Linked DNA regions of Mus musculus: region 1 is linked to region 2. The links are chromatin contacts, found by Hi-C in ENCODE. All regions are on one chromosome and are shown on one strand. Each heading gives the region's core, a stretch centred on a gene start or an enhancer-like site at or near the end of the contact. The rest is flanking DNA. Distances are from core to core; before and after follow the strand shown. Region 1 holds the start of 4930452A19Rik (RIKEN cDNA 4930452A19 gene). Region 2 has its middle 110 kb from the start of Gm34972.

Region 1 (3,498 bases), core at 471-2,970, 260 kb before region 2:
TGAACTATATTTACTAATGTGTAAGCGTGTGTCTCTGGTTGTGTGCACAGGGGTTTTAGGTGCCTACAGAGGGCAGAGATGTTTGATTTCCTTGAAGCCAGAGTTCCAGGAGATTAAGAGTTGCCTGATGTAGGGGCTGGGACTTGAACTTGGGTTCTCTGAAGTGTAGCACATTTTCATAACCTCTGAGCCATTTCTCCAACCCTCGTAGCTTCTTTTCACTTTATCAGTTTCTATGTGCTAATTCCAGTATTCTGTTTTCTCCAGATGGGCTCGCAGAGCACAATTTGTGTTTTCTATTCTCCTTCCTCAACGGGGCAAGGTTCCTGCTTAAAATGTAGTTTTCTATCCATCTGTTGTCCTCTGGGTGGTTTTCTTAGTGGTTCTCAAGGTGGGAGAGACATATTGGTACACACCCTACTCTCATCTCCATTGCTCCTGTTTCTTTCTTTCCTCTCTGGCATGCCCCTGGTGGGCACCAGATCCCCTTATTCATACTATCCACAACATGAGAAAGTAGCATCTCAGAGGCCACAGCCCCCAATGGTGTTCAAGTCTCAATCCCTTCCCTGAGGCCAGTGTTCCAAACAGCAGGAAAGAAGGGCTTCTGGGGAGATGGCCTTGTCCATGCCATCCTGTCTTCCTGAGCCTTCCCAGCAGACCCTAGCCCTGAACCTAGCAACTTCTAGGGTTGGCAAGAGTGCAGGTAGAATCTGGTTACTTCTCTTCTTACATACTGCTCTGTAGGTCGGGCCGTCCTGCGTCTTCCGGGAAGTTGAATGTGTGATTCATGGGTGAAAACTCTAAGAGGAAGCAGCTGCACAGGGGTCACATGCTCTGCTCCCCCATACTCCCCAGAAGATTCCTCTCTTCTCCTTGACGGGTCCATCTTTCATGTTCTGTGCAGCAGGATCTAAGCTCCTGGAAGACCTGAGGTCAGACTTTAACAAAGGCAGAAGTGTGAGCACCAGGACGCAGCCATATTCAAAGGGGCTGGGAATAGACATCCCTGGGGAGTCCCTTGAAAATTAACTGAAACAGGGTTTGTGACAATAAACACCTGCCATGTTGTGCATTCTTTAAAATGTCACCACTTTATCCAGCTACTAGAAAACATCTTTCCGGGCTTCCCTGGGGACATACTTGACCCAACCTACTGGCTCTTTCAGGGGATATTCTAAGAACTTACATGGCAGGGATTTAACACCTACTTAGCCCAAAGCCAGCCTTCTTTTCAAAGCTGAATTGGCAAATCTGGAACAGGAAAGCACTAAACAATAAACAGGCATTTTCCTACAGACACAGAGACGGAAGCTAACAGAGCAGGCGCAGGCATTCTAATGCTGGGCATGCCATCTGTCTTTGCCTCTGCGCTTTTTGCGAATGTGGAGACAACTGAGCACTCTTCCAAAAGTGGACCCTGTCCTAAAGTAATATTTCTAGTTCAGGGGTCCTTAGTCACTGTGAACTTTTTCTCTTCACCCTGTCAGTGTAGAGTCCCACAAGCAGCAAGTGGGCCCATCAAGCTAATAATAGAAAAACCATTTTCTGACTTCCTTCCTCTTAGTTGCTCCATGATCCACCCTCCCCACTAGTACCCCAATCCACCTCAGTCCTCAGGACTTGCCTCTGGCTCTCAACAGCAGCAATGACTGCGTCTCAGTGAAAAGAGGAGATGGATAAAATATTACCCTAACCTCAGCGGCATGAGTAAAGCCCTTATTAGAATTCGGAGCCTACAGCTGGAACTTCCAGCATAGGACAGGAGATAAAGTTCCGTATTGTTAGCTCACAAGTGGCTTGGACTTCCTGGCAAGGGCAGGGAATTCCTCAGTCATTTATGCAAGTTTTCAGAAACGCTCCACTGTTCCCCAACAAAAAAAGCATTCAGGGTGAGAGTGGGGGCTCCCCCACCAGACCTGGAGAGTGGCTTTGGGGACTTGAATGGACGCTTCGTCCGGTGTCAATGGTCTCTGTGGGAAAGGCAGTGATGTCACCGCAAATGCATCTAGGGTTTTGCTAGGCCACCCTTACTTGCTACCCACTTCCTCCGTTGTTGTCTGACTTTCTCTCCTTTTCTTTTCCTCTCTCTCTCTCTCTCTCTCTCTCTCTCTCTCTCTCTCTCTCTCTCTCTCCCTCCCTCCCTCCCTCCCTACCTCTCTCCCTCCCTCCCTCCATCTCTTTCTCCCTCCCTCCCTTCTTCCCTCCCTCCTGCCCTCCCCGCTTCCTCTTCCTTTTAGCTTCTTTGAGGCCAGTACTTCCCTGCAAGTGCAGCTCAAATCCAAAGGCCCCCATCAGTGTTGTTGCCATGGCAATGCCAGCCTCCTACACGGTCTTCTTTTCTCTTTTCTTTCTTTTTGGCATAAAAAGTAAAAGAGGCTTGAAAGCAAGGGCAAGAATGAGAAGGGAACAGAGCCAGTTTGGCCCTGCTCGGTGTCCATGCTGGATGAGAAAAGACTGAAGCAAATGAGGGATAAAAAAAAAAAAAAAAAAAAAAAAAAAAAAAAATGACGGGACCCGCAAGTGAGACACAGCAGAAGCCTTTGAGGAGCAAAGTGTACTCTTTCACTTTCAAAGCTTCAAAACAGTCCAGACCTCTGCTTGAGGCAGCACAAGAGATGGATGAGCCAACGGACAACAGAAGAGTAAAGAAGTTGCCACAGGAACTAGGGTCCTACTTGCAAAACTGCATCCAATCCCAACATTTAGAGGCAGCTCCATCAGAACTCCGCCCTATCCTCAGAAGGGAAGGAGAGAGGAGAGCTTTAAAGGGGCTTTCATCTCTGCGAAGAGAGAATACTACCATGTGTGCTCGGATGTCCAGAATGCCAGCTCTACTGTAACCTGGCTGCAGAAACCAGTTCCAAAGGTGTCTGCTGTGTCTCCTCATCCATTGCCACTAACGCTACAAAGACGGTGACATCAGAAATCCCAGGATTTTCTCCCTCAGGGGACACAGTCTTACTTTAAACCTTCCAAAAGATCAGAAACATGTCATTTCTAGTACGCCTCCCCTACATTCCTCAAGAGTTGGGTAAAGCAACTTGAATCACTATTGATTCCTTCCAAGCCAGAGCTGTTAGGTGAAAAGTCAGACTGTCCACTCTGCATTCCCTGAACCACATGTTCCAGTCTGCTTTGCAGGCACCTTCTTGATGTCATCTGCCACCTGATCTACCTCCTGAATCTTTGGCCACAGGCAGTGACCCTTTCCTTCCTTCCTTCCCAAATAGCTAATCAGCTGTGGAGAAAGCATCCTGTCTCCAAAGGGTGGCCCAGACATATGAGACTCTGTGTCCTTGAAAGGTTCAAATACTAAATGCACAGAATAAAATGTTCCAGAAGTCAACAGTCTGTCTGGAGGTGCCACTAACTGGAAATTATTGGAAAGAAAAAAAGGAGGCAGCTGGTGTTCTGAGGGGGCACCAGCTTGTAGGCAGGTCTGAAGCAGGGAGATGTGGAGATGGGAAGTGTCCATCTTAGAATACTGTGTAATCT
Region 2 (3,606 bases), core at 203-2,702:
TTAAAGCCCAATAGCAAATACTTATACTACTTGGCTTTTTTTTTTCTTTTGAGGCATAGGTCTCACTATGTAGTCCTGGCTGGACTTAAACTCATGGAGTTCTGCCTGCATCTGCCTCTCGAGTTCAGCTATTATAAAGCTCTTGGTTGTGTGGAAGAACCATTGCTCTCCAAGGGAGGAGAAAAAGCAGAGTACATTTCACTCACATAGGCCAAGAACATCCTGTGTGCCTTGGAAGATTGCTGGACACTAGTTACCCAGCATCTTCCTTTAAAGATGTTATACTCAAGAGTTGAAGTGGGGCTGGTTAAGACTGCTCTTCCAGAGGCCATGAGTTCAATTCCCAGCAACCACATGGTGACTTACAACCATTTATAATGGGACCCAATGCCCTCTTCTGGTGTGTCTGAAGACAACTACAGTATACTCATACATACATTAAATAAATAAATCTTTTTTTAAAAAAAAAAAGAGTTGAAGTGGTTGATAAACAAAGATTCAGCTGAAGTTTCGATGTGAGCCATAAAAATTACTGGACCAGAATGAAAACTGATGCACAGTGGAACCAATTCTAGAAGCTTGAGAACCCAGAAGAGAGCAAGCAAACACAGCTTGGCCAGTACATCACCATTCTAGACCATTTTCAAAGCTGCCTTTCAGAGCTCTGGGACTCAGGCATGTTAACGACCCAGCACTGTGAACTCCTGGGAATAAAGTCTATTCAGTCTACATCACCGTGTGCTAACATTTCATTAGCACTCAGATGCATTAATGAGGCAGAGAAGTGGATATGTGCAAATGTGTGAGTTTACAATCTATTTTAGGTTTGGAAATTTACTATCAGTGTAGAGAGCATCAAAGCTGAAACCTGGGCATTCCCGAAACCAACTACGGGTGGGAACTGCACTTGTCCAGTGGGCCTCAAGGTGGGTGTTTCCATGTAGTACATGTTTCCAACTGCACACACATGGATCTGCAGTTGCTCCAAAATTTCTCCCCAAAGTCACATATTTTTCTCAGGGACAAATCAGGGACTCTGTTTTGACCTTTTGGCCCAGTGCCTCAGCCCTGTGCTCCTTTTTTGTTGTTCGGAGTATCACAGTGGCTATTATCACAGGGATGAAGAACAGAAAGACAGCCCATTGAGGCTTTATTCTTTGCCCTTCCATTTAAACAGGGAAGGAAAAGACGAATGGAGGGAAGAGGTGGGTCTGTACTTCTCTGAGAGGATTATGCATGTGCTTTTGTCTCTGTCCGGATTCTTGAGTCCGTGTGTGACTACTGCTGTCTGGTAAAGTATCTTTGCAGCTGTGCTTTTCTGGACAAGACATGGCAAGGCAAAATGGGCCCCAGGTTGTCCTGAGCTGGCCCATGTTAGTCCCTTGAACAGCTGCCTGTGAACACACCTGCTAGAAATAAACCTCAATCGCTTTCACCGACGCTCCCTGGACAGGACTTGAAGGCAGGATTGTCGTCTCTGCTGTTGCCCGGTTTCTCATTCTCCTCCCCTAGGAGTGCCCATTCGTCCTGGCCTGACTCATTTAAAATCCAGCCTGACCGACTGAAGGGAAAGACTTCGGAACTCCTTGAACTCCTAAACAATTCAGCCCACCCTTCCTGAGCCATGAGGATGTTTGTAAAAACCCAAACAGCCCGGGGAGGTGTCAGGAAGTGAACCAAAGATAGCATGCTGTTTATAGGCCAGAAACAGTACTGAGATTTCAGTCCGGTTTGGTTGTTTAGATTGTAAAGAGAATGCAGACCCTCCCAGGGAAAGACTGATAGTCTGCAGGCGATCACCCAGAGAAACTACCTCCATAATGTCTGGCCAGCCTTGAGCCTCAATGGAGCTCAGAGGGAGACAAATGATAGAAAGGATGGCAGAAATAATTGTTTATTGAGTTCAGAGTAAGAAGAAAATGAGGAAACTTCAGAAGACACTTCACAGACCCTCTTAAATTCAGGACCAGCCCAGTGCTTTGCCTACTGAGACACTGCAGAGAGGTCAAGTGTGGGAATGCTACAGAACTTCCATTGCCCAAAACAATTTAAAATAAGACAAACACGCAAACAAACAACATCCTCTCCTGTGAGATTCAATCCTGGCAGCATTTGCCACATGTGAGGGACAGAGGGAGCTAAGCACTAATCCCAGAATGACCAAGCTCCTTTAATGAAACATTCATAACTCGGAAGAAACAGTGGCGTTGTATGGATGTTGCTATGCTCTGGGTCTGAAATGACTCCCAAAGGCCCACGTAGTATAGGTGTGATCTCCAGCAAAAGCAATTTAAGGGAGAAAGGGTTGGTTTGGGGTTACGGTTCTAGAAGATACAGTCTTGTGGCAGGAAGCAATGTCAGCAAGAGCTTAGGGGAACTATATACAGTGCTTACAGAGTAAGAAGGCAGAGGGAGACAAGTGCTGCTCAACTCACTGTTCTTTTCCATCCAGTCCAAGTCCCCAGTGTTAGCATTCTATTCAAACTCCACCCCACAGTTACCTGGTAACAACAGGCAGGCCTGACCCACTCTAAAAGAAGTTGCTTGACCCCTTCTCCCCCTCTTGCTCTCTTGATCACTTGCTTCTCTCCTGCTCTTGCTCTTCCCTTCCCCATTCCCTTCCCTTCCCCCTCTCTCCATGTGCTCGTGGCCATGGCTGGCCTCTACTTCTCTTCTCTCTCTACTTTTCTTTCTTCTCTCTCTCTCTCTCTCCTCCCCCCTCCCTCTCTCTCTCTGCCTTTCTCTGCCTCTACTACCCTCCTAACTCCCCCTCCTTCACCATGCTCTAAATAAACTCTATTCTATACTATACTGTCTTGTGGCTGGTCCTGGGGGGTGGGGGGATGCCTCTACATAGGTCCCCTGAGACATCCCCTTCCCTCATACCTCACCACACCTCCATAGAACATATCCCCCTACCTCTTTATCTTTTTATAAACACATCACCCAGCACGTGGAATATTTCCCACCACAGGTAATATGACAACCAATACCAACCACCCTAGGAGTGTGTGCTCTCTTGACAGAGATTAGAGAACTCTGGTCTCTTGCTTTTCTCCAGTTCAAGCCCTAGCCATGAGGTAAACAGCTTTGCTCTGTCATGGGCTCCCACCAGGATGAGCCACTGCAGTAGTAAAGCCACAAGAACCCACTGGTCATGACTAGAACATCCTAAGGGAAAGCCCAAAAGAAGAAGAAAAACCTTTTCTCTTTGTAAGTTGATTATCACTGGTCCTTGTTACAGTAACAGACAACTGACAAACACGAAGTATTGGTTCCCACAGATTTCTGAGCTGAGGGATATCTTAAAGGATGTTAAAGGACTGAACTCCGGGGCTTTCTAAACAGTGAGTGTTGGAGACACATCAAAAGTTCGGTCTGTGCTTATGCCAACTCTTAAGAACTAAGATGTCAGAGGAAGAGCTCAGGGTTTCTCATGAAAACAGCAAGGAAAGATGTAACAGAGGAAGATCTACCAGGTGTCAAGTACAAACGGGCAGAGCTTGGAGCCCACTGTTGAGCCCTGAAAAAAGCTAGATTAAATCTTAAGTCACAAAAGGTGATTACTGTTTTAAAAATCTTTACTCTTTATCAAACTTACTTTTT

Evidence for each region. Hi-C counts contacts between places; a loop is a spot of excess contacts on that map.
Region 1: a map of heart shows a loop between it and region 2 (3-fold over the local background). The contact joins the promoter of 4930452A19Rik here to the enhancer-like site in region 2. A Hi-C loop is called at or near these places in 5 of 37 maps with a recorded cell type or tissue (gastrocnemius and heart).

What each region holds. Positions count from the first base shown.
Region 1 is chr17:9,774,146-9,777,643 of GRCm38, forward strand. 4930452A19Rik (RIKEN cDNA 4930452A19 gene) reads right to left here and starts at 1,721. Exons shown (of 4, transcript NR_045433.1): 1 at 1,698-1,721; 2 at 734-941.
Region 2 is chr17:10,036,644-10,040,249 of GRCm38, forward strand. No RefSeq gene overlaps it. Among named protein-coding and RNA genes, the nearest start is that of Gm34972, 110 kb to the right of the region's middle. Within about 2 kb of position 1,453, at least 1 of the 3 ENCODE cell types and tissues checked has a DNase peak (open chromatin) inside an H3K27ac peak, as active enhancers do; it is heart, where a contact is called at or near this core.